Regions from separate parts of the Homo sapiens genome. Here region 1 is linked to region 2. Evidence: read pairs that join two places in POLR2A ChIA-PET (ENCODE). Cell type or tissue: endothelial cell of umbilical vein. All regions are shown on one strand. Links, peaks and the distances in the headings refer to the core of each region. The heading gives the core; the rest is flanking DNA.

What was found. ChIA-PET counts read pairs that join two places held together with the same protein. Peaks named below come from ENCODE experiments on the same cell type or tissue, not always from the same donor. Only the 100,000 strongest peaks of a DNase experiment are listed, where the experiment ranks them.
Region 1: POLR2A ChIA-PET joins it to region 2 with 11 read pairs; 8 of 35 experiments call an interaction of 5 or more read pairs at or near these places.

Annotation. Positions count from the first base shown.
Region 1 is chr16:70,630,776-70,640,908 of GRCh38, forward strand. It overlaps a transcript of IL34 not described here. Among named protein-coding and RNA genes, the nearest start is that of IL34, 11 kb to the right of the region's middle. In endothelial cell of umbilical vein, for the core only: no CTCF peak of the experiment used is centred there; a DNase peak (open chromatin) is centred at 4,826; H3K27ac peaks cover 1,848 bases.
Region 2 is chr16:70,567,891-70,578,023 of GRCh38, forward strand. It overlaps SF3B3 (splicing factor 3b subunit 3), which reads left to right. Exons shown (of 26, transcript NM_012426.5): 22 at 393-605; 23 at 1,153-1,251; 24 at 2,116-2,259; 25 at 3,205-3,309; 26 at 3,783-9,778. The coding sequence ends at 3,923. Among named protein-coding and RNA genes, the nearest start is that of SNORD111, 35 kb to the left of the region's middle. RefSeq lists an enhancer at 7,782-7,851. In endothelial cell of umbilical vein, for the core only: no CTCF peak of the experiment used is centred there; DNase peaks (open chromatin) are centred at 4,561 and 6,031; H3K27ac peaks cover 3,797 bases.

The DNA of each region.
Region 1 (10,133 bases), core at 2,445-6,444, 61 kb after region 2:
TTGCCCAGGCTGGCCTCAAACTCCTGGGTTCAAGTGATCCTCTGGTCTCAGTTTTCCAAAGTGTTGAGATTATAGGAGTGAGCCACCAAGCTCGGGTCACATTTTCTTTATTCATCTGCTGATGGGCACTCAGTTTGCTTCCAAATCTTGGCTATTGTGAATAGTGCTGCAATAAACATGGGAGTGCCGATATGTCTTCAATATACTGATTTCCTTTCTTTTGGGTATATACCTGGCAGTGAAGTTGCTGGATCATATGGTAGCCTAAACTACATTTTCAATTTGTGGTTGGTTGAAACTGAAGATGCAAAATCCATGGACGCAGAAGACTGACTGTGTTATGTTATATTAAGAAGTTTCCTTATATTGAACCATCCTTGCACTCTTGGAATAAAGTCTCTTTGGTTTTTCCAGTGTCTTGTGCCCCCAGCTGGAGAAGCTCCTTTGACTGAGCCAATAGCTACTGTGGACTGTTGTGGACATGGTCTGTGGACATGGACAGGGCCAGTACCCATAGGCCTAAGTCTCCTTTCCTGCAGTAAATTATTGGTTTGATTCTCTTCGAGAAACCCAGCTCAAAGTCCTTTCTGTTGTCAGGGAGAATAGAAATTGGGTTTTCCCATGGAGTTAGAAAAAACTACAGTCTTTTCCAATTTATTCTTGTTTTTATTAACTTTTAAAACAAAACAAAACATATTAAATGTTTTTTTAATATGTTAAAAACAAAACCAAAGAATCTTTATCCTGTTATACTCAGCTTTGTTTATATAATGTTTTGGAGGATGTCCCAATGACCTTTTAGAGTCTCTGGGCTGTTATAAAACTAAACTTGGGACTCACTTCCCTAGTTTTTCTCAAGAAGAGTGGAAAAATAAAAAAGTTAAAATAGTTTTGGCCAGTAACAAAGAAAAACCTTTAGGTTCTTGGTCACTGGAGAATATGGTACTTAATCCCTAGAAGCAGGTATACACTGGGCGGGATAGCCCAGTGGTTAAGACGGTCCCTGCTGTGCAGCTTACTGTTGTGTGTAACCTCAGACAAGTTACCTCATCCCTCTGGTCCTTCATTTCCTCATCAGTAAGAGAAGATAATAATATTGATCCCAGGAGTTCAAGACCAGCCTGGGTACCATGGCAAAACCCTGTCTCTACAAAAAAAAAATTATAATACAAAAAATTAGCTGAGTGTGCTGTTGTGTACCTGTAATCCCAGCTACTTGGGAGGCTGAGGTAGGAGGATTACCTGAGCCTGGGGAGGTCAAGGCTGCAGTGAGTGGAGATCGTGCCACTGCACTTCAGCCTGGGTGATAGAGTGAGACCCTGTCTCAAAAAAAAAAAAAAAAAAGAGAAGATAATAGTTCCCAACTCCAGCCTTGTTGGGAGGCAATTAGTTAATGCTTGAAAGTTCCTTGGGACATGGTAAGCACCAGTGAATATGGAGGAGCCTGTGGGGATGAGATCATGCTGTAGGGATTGGGCCAGGTGGTCTTAGCATTCAGCGGCCATTTCTGACCTTCGCTGACCCTAATCCTCATGCAGATATCTGCAGGGTGTGCTTAGACAAATGACGGGCCTGTTCTCAAGGTCTAGGCTTCTACCATGAAGCAAAATAATGAAGTTAAAAACAAAATCTCCTTTTGTAGGTGTTTAGCCTATAGGAACCAAAGGAATGGAGCTGAAGATTCCTTCAGGTGGGCATTTTGGGGAACACATCTGTGAATGAATGGGAAGAGGAGCTGGGCCAATGCTTTCGGCTCCTGACCAGGTGGTCCTGAGGGCTTAAACTCCAAGGAAGGGAGTGCTCTTATAAGCGGGCCAGTGGCTTTCCAATGGAGCATCTGCAAAGTGGGTCTCTGGGGTGGTGCTGCACAGAGACCATGTGGTGTTTGTGTTTGAGAGAGTGAAGGGGGTATTTTTGCTGTGGGCAGAAGGGACAGTTTTTTTGTGACAGATGAGCAAGAAGGGAGAGCTATGGGGAGGGATCTGTCTGATCAGTGGCCAAGTACTGCCTCTCAAGGTGAATTCAGAGTAGCATTGGGCTGGCCTTCTTTTGGGGGTTTTGTCTTATTTGATGAAGCACGAGCCAGGTTGGAGCCTTTGTCACCAGCTTGCTGTTTCCAACCAGCAATTTTCTATTGTTAAAATTGGAGTATAACTTACTTAAAATAAAATTCTTACTTAAAATGTGTCTTATCAGGACATATTTTTTTTTGAAACAGCGTCTCTGTCACCCATGCTGGGGTGCAGAGGCACAACCATGGCTCACTGCAGCCTCGACCTCCTGGGCTCAAGTGATCCTCCCACCTTAGCCTCCTTAGCAGCTGAGACCACAGGTGCATGCCACCATGCCTGGCTAATTTTTGTATTTTTAGTAGAGACAGGGTTTCGCCATGTTGCCCAGGCATGTCTCAAACTCCTGAGCTCAAGTGATCTGTCCTCCTTGGCTTCCCAAAGTGCTGGGATTACAAGTGCCCAGACTGATTTTTTTTTTTCTTTTAAGACAGGGTCTCACTCTGTTGCTCATGCTGGAGTGCAGTGACAGGATCATGGCTCACTGCAGCTTTGACCTCCCAGGCTAAAGCGATCCACCTGCCTCAGCCTCCTGAGTAGCTGGGACCACAGGTGAGCACCACCATGCCTGGCTAATTAAAAAAAATTATTATTTTTTTCTCTAGAGACGTGGTCTCCCTATGTTGCCCAGTCTGGTTTCAAACTTCAGACCTCAAATGATCCTCCAACCTCGGCCTCCCAAAGTGCTGGGATTCCAGGTGTGAACCATTGTGCCTGGCCAAAATACACAATCTTAAATGTTCAGGTGGGTGGTATAGTAGTTTCCCAGAGCTTCTGTAAGAAAGTACCATAATTGGTGGCTTAAAGCAACAGAAATGTATTCTGTCAAAGATCTGGAGGCTAGAAATCCAAGATCAAGGTGTTGGCAAGCCCATGATCTCTGTGAAGGCTTGAGGGGAGGATCTTTTCCTGTCTCTTCCCAGGTTCTGGTGTACAATTCCTGGTGCTGTGTGGCCTGTGGACCTCACTGCAGTTTCTCAATCATCACGTGGTCTTCTCCCTGAGTCTCTCTCTTTTTTTTTTTGAGACAGAGTCTCGCATTGTCGCCCAGGCTGGAGTGCGGTGGCGTGATCTTGGCTCACTGCAACCTCCGCCTCCTGGGTTCAAGCGATTCTGCTGCCTCAGCCTCCGGAGTAGCTGGAATTACAGGCGTGCACCACCACGCCCAGCTAATTTTTGTATTTTTAGTAGAGACGGGGTTTCACCATGTTGGCCAGGCTAGTCTCAAACACCTGACCTCAAGTGATCTGCCCGCCTCGGCCTCCCAAAATGCTGGGATTACAGGTGTGAGCCACCGTGCCCTGCAATCTCTCTCTTCTTATCAGGACACCAGTCATTGTATTGGGCCTACTAATCTGGTATGACCTCACTCTAATTTGACTAATGATGTATGCAAATACTCTGTTTCCAAACAAGGTCATATTCTGAGATTCCAGGTAAGATATGAACTGGGGGCAGGCAGCACTGTTCAACCCAGTACAGATATGTTTTATTGACAATTATATATACCCATGTGACCACCACTCTAACAAAGAAGAGATAGAACATTTCCAGGCTGGGCGCAGTGGCTCATGCCTGTAATCCCAGCACTTTGCGAGGCCAAGGCAGGCTGATCACCTGAGGTCAGGAGTTCGAGACCAGCCTGACCAACAAGGTGAAACCCCATCTCTACTAAAAATACAAAAATTAGCTGGGTGTGGTGGCACGTGCCTATAATCCCAGGTACTCAGGAGGCTGAGGCAGGAGAATTCCTTGAACCCAGGAGGCGGAGGTTGCAGTGAGCCGAGATCGTGTCACTGAACTCCAGCCTGGGCGACAGAGCGAGATTCCGAATCAAAAAAAAAAAAAAAAATTTCCAAAGTTCCCTAATGCCCCTTTCCAGTCAGATCCTTACCACCACCAGCCACCTGGGATAGCCACAGTTCTGATACCTATCACCATAGATTAGTTTATTGGCCTGTTCTTGCATTCAAATAGCTGGAATTATGTAGTGTGCACGCTTTTGTGTCTGGTTGCTTTTGCTCAAAATAATGTTTTTGAGATTCATCCATGTTGCTGCACAGATCAGCAGTTCCTTTTAATTTCAGAGTAATATTCCACTGTCTGATTATGGCACAGTTCATACGTCCAGTCTTCTGTTGGCAGATATTTGGATGGTTTTCAGTTTTAGAAGTGCCTATGATTCATAGTATGAATACAGCAGCAATAGGCATTCTTGGTCATTCGTCTTATGGCCATAGAGTTTGATTTTTCTAGGTTAAATTCTAGGAGTGGGATTGCTGGGTCAGAGTCTAGGTATGTGTTTAACTTTGTTAGAATCGCCAGTCTTCCAAAATGACAATCCCAGCTTATACTCTCAAGGGTAACGTGGAGGGCCCCATTACCATGCATCCTGAGAACTCAAACAGTGATTTTCTTGGCGACAGATATTTTCTTTGCTCCATAGAGGGGATAACCCCTCTGCAGAGGTTTCCATCACAGAGCTGTCAAGCTAAACACCCTCCAGCTGCTGCAGCCTACCCTGCTAGTTTTTGCTTTGTTTTCTTTTGTCTCCTGCTGCTCTCAGGAAGCACAAAGGCCTGTTGGAGGCCCTTTGTCTACTGTCCCAGTACCAGTGTGGATGCTCCACAGTCTGTTCTTGTGCTCTTGAGTCCCCTTGCTAGTCACAGGTCAGAGGTTGGAGGTCAGAGGTCAGAGGTCGGAAGCTGGAGTCCTTCAGCAGAACATCGGCAGCTTCCTTGAGCAGGAGCTGTTTCCAGTGTTCAAGGGTCCCATTGACTGGTCCCACGCTGGGTTTCTTTCTTGCCTTCTTTCACAATCAAGTAAGTATTTTGCTCACAGACCTCTATTGATAGTGCAAAAACAACAGCAAAAGGGGAAATGATTCAAATATAAAAGAAAAAGCCTACGTTTTTCCAAAACCCATTTTTTTACTATTAGTAATACGAGTGAGTAATTATAACAATAGCAAATACCAAGATAGCATGTACTGTATGCCAGCTCATGTTCTAAGTTTTCTGTATATAGAAATCCAGTAAATCCTTACATAGCCCTTTGAGGTCAGAATCTCATATCAAGCCCATTTTACAGATGGGGAGGCTGAGGCAAAAGAGGATCCTCACCTTGCCCAAGGCAAGGTGGAGTCAGAGTTTGAACCCAAAAGGTGTAGCTTCAGGGTCTGTATCTTTTTTTTTTTTTTTTAATTTTTATTTTTGAGACAGTCTCGCTCTGTTGCCCAGGTTGGAGTGCAGTGGCATGATCTCAACTCAATGTAGCCTTCACCTCCCAGGTTCAAGTAATTCTCTTGCCTCAGCCTCCTGAGTAGCTGGGATTACAGGTGTGTGCCACCACGCCCAGCTAATTTTTGTGTTCTTAGTAGAGACAGAGTTTCTCCATATTGAGGCTGGTGTCAAACACCTGGCCTCAAGTGATCCCCCTGCCTCAGCCTCCCAAAGTGCTGGGATTACAGGTGTGAGCCACTGTGCCAGGCCCAGGGTCTGTATTTTATACCTGCATGTTTTCCTTTGGTTCATTTACAGTCTAGAAACTTAACCACATTTATTTAAAAAGGAAACTTTGTATCACTAGCATAAATGGAAGATCCACATTGCTTGACATAGATAGTAACTGTAAAAAATGAATACTCTGACATAGTGTCGTGGCTCATGCCTACAATCCCAGCACTTGGGGAGGCTGAGACCAGGAGCTTGAGACCAGCCTGGACAACATAGCAAACCCTGTCACACACACACACACACACACACACACACACACACACACACACAAAATTAGCTGGGCATGATTGAGTGTACCTGTGGTCCTAGCAGTGTGGGAGGATGCCTTGAGCCCAGGAGTTCGAGGCTGCAGTGAGCCTGATTGTGCCACTGCACTCCAGCCTTGGCAACAGAGAGAAACCCTGTCTCAAACAAACAAAACAAAACAAAACAAAAAACAAAACAAAACAGAATGAAGAAGAATACTCTAATATAACAACATAACATGATTCTAAATAGCACCTATTGCCCCTTCCCTATTTTATTTTATTTTTTTTTTGAGACGGGGTTTCGTTCTGTCGCCCAGGTTGGAGTACAGTGGCGTAATCTCGGCTCACTGCAAGTTCCGCCTCCCAGGTTCATGCCATTCTCCTGCCTCAGCCTCCCCAGTAGCTGGGACTACAGGCTAATTTTTTGTATTTTTAGTAGAGACGGGGTTTTACTGTGTTAGCCAGGATGGTCTCGATCTCCTGACCTCGTGATCTGCCTGCCTCGGCCTCTCAAAGTGCTGGGATTACAGGTGTGAGCTGCCGTGCCTGGCCGCCCCTTCCCCATTTTTAATTTTTTCAGTTTATTTTTTCTTTTTGCCTCTAGCTTTGCATGGATGATCCTTCCCCATTTTTTAAAGCAGTTTGTGCTTTTGGTGTCATATATAAGAATCAAATCAAAGTTACCAAGATTTTGTCCTAGAAGTTTTAGGTTTTACAATTAATTCTATGGTCCATGTCAAGTTAATTTCTTTTTATTATTTATTTTTTGAGATGATTTTCTTGTTTCCCAGGCTGGAATGGTGTGATCTCAGCTCACTGCAACCTCTGCCTCTCGGGTTCAAGTAATTCTCCTGCCTCAGCCTCCCCAGCTGGGATTACAGGCATACACCATCAGGCCCGGCTAATTTTATATTTTAGTAGAGACGGGGTTTTACCATGTTGGCCAGGCAGGTCTCAAACTCCTGACCTCAGATGATCTGCCCCCCCTCGACCTCCCAAAATGCTGGGATCACAGGTGTGAGCCACCGCGCCTGGCCAAGTTAATTTCTATATGTGGTATGAGATAAGGGTTGAGTTTAATTTTTTATATACATATATAAGGATGTCAGATAGTTTCCCCAGTGTTGATTGAAGAGACTTCTTTCCTCTGTCTTCTTTGAATCTGACTTTTTTCAGAGACTGGGAGGTTTGATTCTCATAGTTGCTGCAAGGATAAAAAGGTATAATTATTTTGCTATGCTCTATTTAAAGCAATCGGCACATGGTCAGCACTCAGTATATACCAGTTCTCAGATTTTGCTAACTGCTTTTCTGTGGTTTGACATTTAGGTGGTTTCCAGGTTTTTTTGTTTTGTTTTGTTTTGTTTTTTGCTTCAAGTGTAAACAGCAGTGCAATGGATATCCCAGGCATTCAGCTTTGTTGTCTTCTTTAAAATTATTTTAGAGTATATTTCTGGGTCTTTCTCCATACTACAAATCAGTGTAAAAAGTGGACCCATGCACTCTGCCAGAAGCCATGGGCTGCTTTTGAATTAGCCCTGCTTCCAACCAGAGGGAGCTCTCTGGGAGGTTTAAAAACTGGAATCAGACTGGGCGCGATGGCTCATGCCTGTAACCCCAGCACTTTGGGAGGCCAAGGTAGGAGGACCACTTGAGCCTGGGAGTTCAAGACCAGCCTGGGCAACTTAGCAAGACCTTGTCTCTACAAAAGAACTGTAAAACTTAGCTAGGCATGGTGGTGCACACCTATAGTCCCAGCAACTTGGGAGACCGAGGCAGAAGGATCTTGAGCCCAGGAGTTTGAGGCAACAGAGTGAAGATCCTATCAAAAAAAAAAATAAAGAAAAAAGAAAAAAAGAAAAGAACTGGAGTCATCCCCTTCCCTGGGGAAACTTTCCTGCCTTCTGACCCCCCCACTCTCTCTCTGGTCCCCTGGTTGGTGGCTTCTTATCCTCCCAATATCTGCATATGCTTTCCCATGATATTTTATACTTATTTATTATTTTTTTGAGACAAGGCCTTTCTCTGTCACCCGGGCTGGTCTTTCTGTGTCAGCCACGGCTCACTGCAGCTTGGACCTCCCGGGGTCAAGCCTCTTGAGTACCTGGGACTGTGGGTATGCCACCACATCTAGCTAATTAAAAAAAAATTATTTGTAGAGATTAGGTCTCTCTATGTTGCCCAGGCTGGTCTCATACTCCTGGGCTCAAGCGATCCTCTTGCCTCAGCCTCCGAAAATGCTGGAATTACAGGTGTGTGCCACCGCACCAGCCCAGTTTGTTTGTTTTTAAACAAATAAACTGGTTTAAGTAAAAAAAGTGAGTGAATGCAGGGAAATCTATCTCCATGTAGGTAGATCTGGTTCAGGGGTGTTGTGGTAGACACCTGGCTCTTAGTTAGGAAATGCTGACTAAGGCGTTGCCCTGTTTTGGTGATTCTGTGGCTTGTAAAGCTGGCATGGATTTTCATGTTTTATTTCACCTGAGAACACTCCAGCTTGGGAGATGCCCTTGGGATATGGTGTGGCACTGAGCTTTCCAGATGTGGTGACATTGATCACAGATAGGTGGCACCCACCAGAAATGTACAGCCCGGATCCAGGAGTGTATTTGATCAAATTCATTCAGATGTCTTTGGGTCATAATGGGAAAATGCACGTCCAGAACCCAGCCAATCTTGTTTGAGAAGCAGGCATTTGAAAACAAATTACACGGGCCTGGAGACTGTCTGATTTCAGGCAGAGGCCAGAAATAGGAGGAAAGCACAATATTGCGTTTATATCAGACATCTTGGCAAAGCTGTTGATCTGCTACTGCCTCTGCTTGCCTCATGGGGAAACGCTTGATCAGAAAGCGAGATGATGAATTAGAATATCACAATTAGCAGCCCTCAGTGAATTAATGGATCTAGGCATTAAGTGGCATTGCCTGCCAACATCAGCAAAGAGTGGAGTGCAGTTGTCACGTGCCTTCTGTTGAAAGAACACAGCACCGCTTGTATCGTGACGAAGGGCTTGAGCTTGACCCTGTTCCCACTGCAAACATGCAGAAAGACAAGACAGAGGAGTCCAGGCGTGGTGACTCACGCCTCTAATCCCAGCACTTAGGGAGGCCGGGGTCGAGGATTGCTTGAGCCCAGGAGTTTGAGAGCAGCTTGAGCAACATAGTGAGACCCTGTCTCTACAAAAACTAAAAATAAAAATTAGCCAGGTGTGGTGGTGCATGCCTGTAGTCCGAGCTACTCAGGAGGCTAAGGTGAGAGGATCACTTGAGCCCAAGAGGTAGAGGCTTCAGTGACCTGTGATTACGCCTCTGCACTCCAGCCTGGGTGACAAAGGGAGACCCTGTCTCCGAAAAAAAAAGACAGAGGAACATGTTGAAGTGGACCATGGATCTGCAATCAGGAAACTCTAGGCTGTAGACCAGGGACACTTTTTAAAAGAAAAACTTTAGAAAGAATAAATTTAATAGTTTACTATCATGATCAAGTATTAGGTACTGTACATAATTGTATGTGCTAGACTTTTTGTTTTGTTTTCTTTTGTTTTGCTTTGAGACAGGGTCTCACTCTATCACCCAGGCTGGAGTGCAGTGGTGCCATCGTGGCTCACTGCAGCCTTGGCCTCCTGGGCTCAAGCAATCATCCTGCCTTAGCCTTCTGAGTACCTGGGACTACAGGTGCACACCACCATGCCCGGCTAATTTTGTATTTTTTATTTTTGTAGGGACAGCCTCTTGCTATATTACCTTGTGTCAACTGTAATCACAGCACTTTGGGAGGCCGAGGTGGGTGGATCACATGAGGCCAGGAGATCAAGAGCAGCCTGGCCAACAAGATGAAACCCTGTCTCTACTAAAAATACAAAAGTTAGCCGGGTGTGGTGGTGCATGCCTGTAATCCCAGCTACTTGGGACGCTGAGGCAGGAGAATCTCTTGAACCCGGGAGGTGGAGGTTGTAGTGAGCCGAGATCTTGCCACTGCACTCCAGCCAGGGCGACAGAGCAAGACTCCGTCTCAATAAAAAAAAAAAAAAAAGTTAGTTTTTAAATATATATATTTCAATCAATTAAAGTTATTTTTAAGTCAGGCCTTTTGCAGTATAGTTGATGTATGGTAAAGCTCATCCTCTTTAAGCATACGGTTGGATAAATTTCAACAAATAATATACCAACGCTTCATTCAGGGTTTAAAGCATTTCCTTCACCTCCCAAAATTCCCCTGCGCCCCTTCTCAGTCAATCCCCTTCCCCACTCCCCATTTTGGGATGTCACCGATATAATTTCTGTCCCTGGAGTTTTGCT
Region 2 (10,133 bases), core at 4,094-8,093:
TGGCCAGGCTAGTCTCTTAACTCCTGATCTCATGATCTACCCGCCTTAGCCTCCCAAAGTCCTGGGTTTACAGGCGTGAGCCACCGCACCGGCCCTTGAGTTTTGAGAGGAGCAGGAGTAGAGGGATCTCATTTCTTGACTTACCAAACAAGAACCAGCTTTCTATCTTGCTAGCTTCTATAAGGAAAGTAAATGTGAGAGTTAGGCATATATTTGCACTATATTAAAAGCTATTTGGCTCTTTTTTCCCACCTAGAATTCATTGCTAACTGCTGGTTTTTGGTATTTGCTGTTCTGCTGACCCTACGTATGTCATACGGAAAGCTGGGCTTTCTTTGGGTTCTGAACCCCAAGATTACACCCACCATCACTATTGTCTTTGTTTTTCCCAGCATATTGCCAATTATATCTCTGGGATCCAGACTATCGGACATAGGGTAATTGTATCTGATGTCCAAGAAAGTTTCATCTGGGTTCGCTACAAGCGTAATGAAAACCAGCTTATCATCTTTGCTGATGATACCTACCCCCGATGGGTCACTACAGCCAGCCTCCTGGACTATGACACTGTGGCTGGGGCAGACAAGTTTGGCAACATATGTGTGGTGAGTTGATGTTGTTAACTTGGGTTACAGTGATGTGTAGGAAAGCTGGCTCAGTTTCTTGTGGGTAAAGCCAAGGAGGAATCAAATCTGAGAAGTAAAAATGGATATAAAATTCCATCCTACTAAAGCTAACTCTACAAGCAATCTGTTCTTTAAGCCTTCTTACTAGTCTTTTGGATTTTTCTCTGTGGTTTATCTCCCTCCTCCCTATTGAACGTGATTTAATGATAGGTTTAGTTTGAGCTAATGGCTAATATTTCTTTTTACATTTTATAAGAACTTTGGAATGTCTGTTATCTATGTTGTGTGGTTTTGGTTTTACCCTTAGCTGTGTTAAACTCTTGCTCATGGGTCGATTCTTTTGAGTTTCTTGCTCCTCAGACACAGCTCCTGCCCACCAGAGCAGGTGCAGGACACGTGGGCTCAGGCCTCTGTCTAGGCAGTGCCCCTGTGGCTGACTTGCAAAGACCTGGCCAGACCTGTTGCTTGGTGACTCAGGTGAGCAGGTCCGGGCCCCAGCAGTGTGACTTGTGTCACTTCCTTGTAGGTGAGGCTCCCACCTAACACCAATGATGAAGTAGATGAGGATCCTACAGGAAACAAAGCCCTGTGGGACCGTGGCTTGCTCAATGGGGCCTCCCAGAAGGTAAGATTGCAGAATGGGCCCCAGGGAGAACACTGCTTAGCACTTTTCCTGTTGCCCTCACTGAAGAAATTGCCTTTGGTGAATTATTCATAGTGCACACGACTGTGCTGAGTGCTGTCCGTCCACAGTCCTTTCTTACCAATCTGCAAAAAATCTCCTTGGAGAGTAGCGAGTTTCTTAGAGAGAGTCCATTCCCAGTCCTCTGCTCTGAGGTGTGTCCTGGGCTTTACTTTCTCCTGTAGGCATGTGCTGCTTTAATAGAGCATCTCTGGACTTTCGGGCAAATCTATTTTAGAAGACAAGCCTAGTGATTGCTGTTTTCTATAATTTTCTTTGTGTTTTCCTTTTTTATGGCAAGCTTGATAAATTTAACAAAATGATTCTTATCGTAAGAAATGATGAACAGTAACTTTAGCATGTTTTATGAGGCATTAAGCTTTAAGTAAATGTGAGAATTTTAAAATATTTGTAGGGTTTAATAATTTTTGGATTTATTGTTTGTTTTTGAGACAAGGTCTCACTCAGTCGCCCGGGCTGGAGTGTGGTGGTACAATCACAGATCACTGCAGCTTCCACCTCCTGGGCTCAAGTGATCCTTCCCACTCAGCCTCCTGAGTAGCTGAGACTATAGTACATGCCACCAAACCTGGCAGATTTTGTGGGTATGGGTATACGAGACCTCACTGTGTTGCCCAGGCTGGTCTTGAAATCCTGGGCTCAAGCAATCCTCCCACGTTGGCCTCTATAATAATTTTTGGATGTTAATAGATGATGAAATGTGCCTTAGGGAGCACTGCTTGCCCTTGGGAGTCCAGGGAGGCTCCTGAGGGTGCACACAGTCACTAGTCTGTTTGTGACTCACAGGCAGAGGTGATCATGAACTACCATGTCGGGGAGACGGTGCTGTCCTTGCAGAAGACCACGCTGATCCCTGGAGGCTCAGAATCACTTGTCTATACCACCTTGTCTGGAGGAATTGGCATCCTTGTGCCATTCACGTCCCATGAGGTGAGAGCGCCCACATTACTCTGGCCTTGACTTTTAAGGTTGTTTCTTGGTGCTGGATCTACCTAAGAGGTCAAATTCATTTGTCCCCACATATAATTAATAATGTTCTGGGAATTATAAAGTGACAGAAGTACTTGGGGAGATAGGAATCTTGATTCTCCCGCACCCAGGGAAGGCCATTTGGTTTTTTTTTTTTTTTTTGCGACGGAGTCTCACTGTTACCCGGGCTGGAGTGCAGTGGCGCAATCTCAGCTCATTGCAAACTCCACCTCCCAGGTTCACGCCATTCTCCTGCCTCAGCCTCCCAAGTAGCTGGGAATACAGGCGCCCGCCACCATGCCCGGCTAATTTTTTGTATTTTTAATAGAGATGGGGTTTCACCGTGTTAGCCAGGGTGGTCTCGATCTCTTGACCTTGTGATCCGCCTGCCTCAGCCTCCCAAAGTGCTGGGATTACAGGCGTGAGCCACCCGCGCCCGGCCAGGCCGTTTGTTTTTATAGTGTCCCAGGGTTTGCTTCAGTCTGATGCGAGTTTACAAGGTTAGCCTGAGCCCAGAGCTTTAGAACTGGACTCCACAGACTAGGATTGCCAGGATTGATGGGATGATCCCTCCTGGGGCACACACTGCCATATGGAATCAACTCTAGGTTTGCCAGAGTTTGGCATGTTTTATTCCAGCCAAGGAAGCTGGGATCAGGAATCTGACCTCACAAACCATTCTTTATGTGTGGCATTCTCTCTTGCACTGCAGACAACATGTGGTCTCCTTTTGGGGTTTAACTATCGTGTTGTAGCAGAAAAACCTGTGATTATCAGAAAGTGATTAGATATTTCCCGTGTGTTTGTGTAGTAAAAATGAATGGCTTGTCTGTTCGTTGTGCTTGTGGAAACTCTAGACTAGTTGAAATCACTTCTCAGTGACAGATTTTTTGTTTCTTCTGCCAGGACCATGACTTCTTCCAGCATGTGGAAATGCACCTGCGGTCTGAACATCCCCCTCTCTGTGGGCGGGACCACCTCAGCTTTCGCTCCTACTACTTCCCTGTGAAGGTAGGTTGGGGGAATCTGAGCTGAAAAGGGAGATCTGAGAAAGGAGCAGCACAGGGAGTGGATTGATGGGAATAGTACCAGGGAGGGTGCTCCCCTCAGGGCAGACCACAGCCAGAGCAAAGGCTTCACCTGCTTCTGCCAATCTGAACTCTGAGTACCAAGAGTCAACTTAAGATAGTGTTCCTGGATCTACAAGTGGGGTTCAAGTATCGAGTGGAGAATAAAAAGTTTTCCCGGTCTGGGCGTGGTGGCACACATTTGTGGTCCCAGCCAATCGGGAGGCTGAGCCCCAGATTTTGAGAGTGCAGTGAGCTAAGATTATCCCACTGCACTGCAACCCGGATGATAGGGTGAGACCCTGTCTCAAAAACTAAAAAATAAAAACAGCTTTCCCTACAAGTGCTGCTTTAGCATGTGCCATTTTCTTTGGGCATCTCACCATTTTTTTTCTTTCTGCTTTCTCCATATCTTAGAATGTGATTGATGGAGACCTCTGTGAGCAGTTCAATTCCATGGAACCCAACAAACAAAAGAACGTCTCTGAAGAACTGGACCGAACCCCACCCGAAGTGTCCAAGAAACTCGAGGATATCCGGACCCGCTACGCCTTCTGAGCCCTCCTTTCCCGGTGGGGCTTGCCAGAGACTGTGTGTTTTGTTTCCCCCACCACCATCACTGCCACCTGGCTTCTGCCATGTGGCAGGAGGGTGACTGGATAATTAAGACTGCATTATGAAAGTCAACAGCTCTTTCCCCTCAGCTCTTCTCCTGGAATGACTGGCTTCCCCTCAAATTGGCACTGAGATTTGCTACACTTCTCCCCACCTGGTACATGATACATGACCCCAGGTTCCAGTGTAGAACCTGAGTCCCCCATTCCCCAAAGCCATCCCTGCATTGATATGTCTTGACTCTCCTGTCTACTTTTGCACACACCCTTAATTTTTAATTGGTTTTCTTGTAAATACAGTTTTGTACAATGTTATCTCTGTGGGAGGAAGGAGGCAGGCTGTGGTGGGACTGGGTAGGGTATAGTATCACTCCTGAGTTCCACTGCTCTAGAATCTAACCAGAAATAGAAACCTAGTTTTTAAGGTGACTGGCATCCATGTGTCTTGTTCTGGAGATGAGGATGTAGGTGGGAGGTTTGAACCCAAGTTAGAGCAGGAAGAACTGAGTAGACTCCTTCCTTCCAGATACCGACTTGGACTTGCGGCACTCTGTGGCTCCCCACCCCCAGGTCTGTGGTGGTTTCTTTGTTTTTTCCTGGTTCTTTTTGCTGTGCTGATGAAACATGACCTCAATAACCATGTGTATACCCACCCCTCTTCCCACTGGGTATTGAGGAAGGGTGGCTGATTCTTCCTCCTCTTCTACTCTGAGGATGTTAGTATGGGGATTTTAGCATGAATTCTAGCTGGGGAGTCTTAACAGATGCCCCTTTTACTGATACAGCACCTAAAGCGATCTTTGGCTCCATAGGACCATAGGAAGGGTCAGTACAGAAGAACCTAGATACTGCCCTGCCCCTGAGAACTGTGTATATGTGGGGCCTGTCTGCAGCACCCATCTCAGGTGGGTTCCAGAGGGCCTTTAGGGTATAATGAGAGCCTGTTAGGTGGAAGAGGCCCAGTTCCAGAAATGTTCCAGCCCACCCCTGAGAATTCCTCCTGTTTAGTTGTGTGGGAAGCCCTCGTCTTCCAGGCTGTCCTTGCGCCTTGAACCTGGAGAAGTGAGCTCACTGTTCTCAATACTTCACAAATGTAAAACTTTCTTTCGTCTGCATGTGCTCAGCCATCTAAATTGAGCAAATGATCTGGTGAGCACTGGGTTAGAATCAGGAATGGTGGAATACAATCTGAACCTCTCAGAGCCCAGAACAGAGGGTTCCTGACACTGTGACACTGTCTCCTGGAACTAAGTATCTCTTGAATCATGACTTGGTTTTAGATCAGTCAAGAGAGACCCAGGTTTTGCCAGGAATCGAATCCCTAAATAACATGTTTTTTTCTCACTTAGCTCATGAATTTGCATAGTAGACAGTAGTTCTGAATTAGATTTTGAAAACCTAATTTCAGGGCTCATTTTTTCCTGTGGCCCTAAATCCATTCTATCAAATTGTGTGATACTGACATGCAGTCATCTGAGGAACTCAGCGTAGATACTTGAGCAGCTCCTCGCCTCTTTTCTAACTCAAGTTTGACTAAAATACATACACTCCGTACAGAAGGTAGGGGGTTATGTAAGAAAGGAAAACCTAATCTATGGAATCAGGAGTTGTCACCACCGAGCTTCCTCTGGAAGTCTGCCCATCAGCTTGCTTGTTCTCTGTTAAGAGGAAGGGCTAGGACAAGGATTTGGGCTTGAATATGTGGAAAGGAATTTTCATAGTTGTTGCTGCAGGACCTACAAAAGTTTAAAATTAGATTGGATGTGACTCAATGACAAGTCCCATCTGTGTAATTGTTAAGGGGACCTGATTGACTCCTGTGGTTTGATTGAGCAACCAGGTAAATAGAGACCTCTCTCCAGCTTTGGCAAAACCCATCAGAGGCTGCTGCAGAACTCAGACAGAGGGATCTGCCCTTGGGTTTGCTTCCATCCTGTTCCATTGCTAAGCCCTTGTGACTTGGATCCTAGGACTGAAAAGTTTTTAGCTGCCTCAGCTTTCCCCTGACCTTACTGGCAGAGGTTCTGCAGATGTTTCCTTTGGAAGATCTCTTGCCAAGAATAGCATTCCTTTGGAGGAGGGGGGTTCTAGTTGGAATGTTGCTTTTCTTGGTTAGTGTAAATGTATTGCTAGTGAGACAGCTGCCGGCGCTGGAAAAGGCTCGTCTCACAGGGAGAGTGCTGGTCCCCAGAATGTGTGCTGTTCCCACGCTGCTGCCTTTCTTGAGCTTGTTAGAGGAAAGCCAGAAAGGCATTCAGATGGGATCAGTCTGGCTTTCAAATTTTTTTTAATTCCTAAGTTCTGTTTTATTTTTTAATTTTTTAAAAAAAATTTTATTAGAGACAGTCTCTCTCTCTTGCCTAGCTGGGAGTGCAGTGGAGTGATCATAGCTCACTGAGGCTTGAACTCCTGGGCTCGAGCAATCCACCTCAGCCTCCAGAGTAGGGGAGACTACAGATGTGTGCCACCATACTCAGCTAATTTTTAAACTTTTGTAGAGACAGGGTCTCCCTGTGTTGCCCAGGCTGGCCTCGAACTCCTGACCTCAAAAAATCTTCCTGCCTTGGCCTCCCAAAGCACTGGGATTATAGGTGTGAGCCATTGCGCCTGGTCATAAATTCTTGTTTTTTTGTTTGTTTGTTTATTAGAGATGGAATCTCTCTCTCTTGACCAGGCTAGAGGGCTGTGGTGCGATCTCAGCCCACTGCAACCTCTATCTCCTGAGCTCAAGCGATCCTCCTTAGCTTCCCAAATAGCTGGAACTACAGGCATGTGCCATCACGTCCAGCTAATTTTTGTATTTTTAGTAGAGAAGGTTTTACCATGTTGGACAGGGTGGTCTCGAACTCCTGGCCTAAAGTGGTCCACCTAGCTCAGCCTACCAAAGTGCTGTGATTACAGGCGTGAGCCACCATGCCCAGCCTCTAAATTCTGTTTTCTATTCAAAGTAAAAATGACATGTGTTTGAGTCATCCACTTGCTCATTTGCATATGGAATATTGTATGTGAATATTTTATTACACCCTTAAAATTAATTTTCAAGGGCTATATGTAGAGCTCAGAAGAAACATCTCTGCTGCTGAAATCAAACCTGGTCCAAAAAACGTCACAACGGAGGAAAGGAATAGATGGCTCTCGAGGACAAGATAGGGACTCTTAAAACACCTGCTTGGCCATGGTTGATTGACATTTGAGTGATCTGGTAGCCCAACACACCCTGTGAAGTTCAGGTGAACTGAAATGGGCAGGTGTAGGCTACACACCAGTCTGAACCAGCACAACCAAGAGTTGTTTCTCTTTTTTTTCTTTTTCTTTTTCTTTTTTTTCTTTTTTTTTTTTTTTTTTTTGAGATGAAGTCTTACTCTGTTGCCCAGGCTAGAGTACAGAGGCACAATCTCGGCTCACCACAGCCTCCGCCTCCTGGGTTCAAGCAATTCTCCTGCCTCAGCCTCCCAAGTAGCTGGGACTACAGGCATGCACCACCATGCCTGGCTAATTTTTGTATTTTTAGTAGAGATGGGGTTTCACCATGTTGGCCAGGCTGGTTTCGAACTCGTGACCTCAGGTGATCCACCCACCTTGGTCTCCCAAAGCGCTGGGATTACAGGCGTGAGCCACTGCACTTGGCCAGGAGCTGTTTAAGCCATCAGGAGACATGCTGACCCACTAGAAGAGGCTGCTACGCTCATTTCTTCCACAAACGTTTACTGGGCACCTACCATGAACCACCACCTCCCAGCTCTGTTCTGCACCCAGAGGTTGGAGGAGAGTTTATAACCAGGCAGTCTCTGTCGCTGTGAGGTTGGTGGTGAGGTGAGTCTGCCAGAGGGCCTGCCACCAGTTTCAGAAGAGCCTGCAGCCTGCATCTGATTTCCTCAGCCACAACCTTGGGACTTCAGGAAAAATCAGAAGGTCCCAAGTCTGAAAAATGAAGAGGTGGGGAGTGGGCAGCAGGGGTTTTAGGTCAGGAAATGGTAGGAAACCTGTAGTTGTGGCTCATAATCCTAGTGGGATATTAGAACCCTCTTCATTTGTCAGAACAGATTCCTGGGGTCTGCTCCCAATTATTCACACGGTGGTTCATGCCTGGTAATCCCAGCACTTTGGGCGGCCAGAGGCAGGCAGATTGCTTGAGCCCAGAAGTTTAAGACCAGCCTAGGAAACAGACCCCATCTCTACAAAAAATTCAAAAAGCCGGGCGTGAAGCCCTGTTTTTTTTTTTTTAAAAAAAGAGTCTGCTGGTGATGTCTGGGCATGTGTCTGCTTCACAGTCCAGTGTTATGATCAGTAGCTGTGATGGACAATGAACATTGCTGCTTGTTCAAAATGAAGAAAAAAAATATCAAAGAAAACCAGGTTTGGAAGTTTCAGATTTGGAAAAGGAGCTGGGCCAGCCCATCTGGAATAGCTGAGGGGCCCTGTTAGCCCCACCCTACCCCACCCCACCCCCGTATGCAGCATCTCTGGCGGTGCCCAGAGGCAAGCCCCCTTCAGTTTCCCACCTCTCACTCTGCCTTCCAGAGCCTAGTCAAGTTTTAAATTCCCAGGTCCACTCAGCAGAACTTGCTCCCTTCTCTGACTGCAGTCTCATAATGAAAGGAGAGGTGCTTTCAGTTGGGTCATTTGGTAGCGTTTAGGCTTAGAAGTTACTAATTTGGAGCCGTGAGTATATGTGTATAAGCTAGTAACACGTGATGGTCAAGGGAAGTACTACCATTTCCTGTGGGTTATTAGGGCCTCCAGCTGTTATGAGGACACACTGGGGAATCTCAGCTTTAGGGAGTCGATGATGTAACTGGAGAAAGGCAATGCTGCCCTCATAAAGCAATCAGAAACGAGATTCCACCTGCCAAATGCCAAGAGGCAGCAAAGTCCATGAAGAGAGCACTGTATACAGTCAGATGACCTGGGCTCACTAGCCTCTAAGCATAGTCTTGGTTTCCTGCCTGTAAATTGGTAGAATAAGACTGATTTACTGGGCCTGGCATGGTGGCTCACACCTGTAATCCCAGCACTTTGAGAGGCTGAGGCAGGAGGATCCCTTGAGCCCAGGAGTTTGAGACCAGCCTGGGCAACATGACAAAACCCCATCTCTCCAAAAATACAAAAATTAGCCAGGCATGGTGGTGCACACTTGTAGTCCCAGTAATTAGGGGGCTGAGACAGGAGGATCACTTCAGCCTATGAGTTTGAGGCTGCAGTGAGCTGTGATTGCGCCACTACACTCCAGCCTGGATGACAGGACGAAACCTGTCTCAAAAACACCAAAAAACAAAAACCGGTCTCCTGGGGTCATGGTAGCACAAACGCACATGACTGAGTGCTCAGGGGTTCTGAGGCTTGTCCGCTGACCTGGGGCTCTGGCCCTGGGAGATCTGGGGGACCTGCTGTCCTATATGTGATGCTTTGAAAGAAAGGGGCATCATTCCAAGCCAAGAGGCCCCAGAGAGGGCACCGTGCGGTGTTCAGGCTTCTGTGAGGCCCCAGTGAGATCCTGTGGCTGTGCCCCCATCACCTCCACCCACTCTGCCCTCCCACTAGCTGCCCAACGGATGAATCAACGCCTTGGCAGAGTTTTCCAGCAGGGCCTTGCAGAGAGTGTGTGTGACCTGTGTGGCCACTGCCTTGGGGACGGGTGAGGAGTTAGCCTGGAACATTCCAGCGTGGGCATTATTGTCCTGTTGCAAGTTCAGGGCAAAACCAGGAATCCAGTTTTGTCGATCCAATTGAGAAAACATTTCATGAACAACTACTTGTGGCATGCATTGGCACTCGGAATAAAGCGCACTATTGTCACTAGGTTGGCATTTCTTTTTCTTCTTTTTTTTGTTTTTTTATTTTTGAGACCGAGTCTCACTCTGTCGCTCAGGGTGGAGTGCAGTGATCTTGGTTCACTGCAACCTCTGCCTGCTGGGTTCAAGCAATTCTCCTGCCTCAGCCTCCCGAGTAGCTGGGATTACAGGCGCCTGCCACCACGCCCGGCTAATTTTTGTATTTTTAGTAGAGATGGGGTTTCACCATGTTGGCCAGGCTGGTCTCGAACTCCTGATCTCAGGTGATCCGCCTGCCTTGGCCTCCCAAAGTGCTGGGATTACAGGCGTGAGCCACCGCATCCAGCAAGGTCAGCACTCCAGACTAGGTTGGCTGTGGAAGA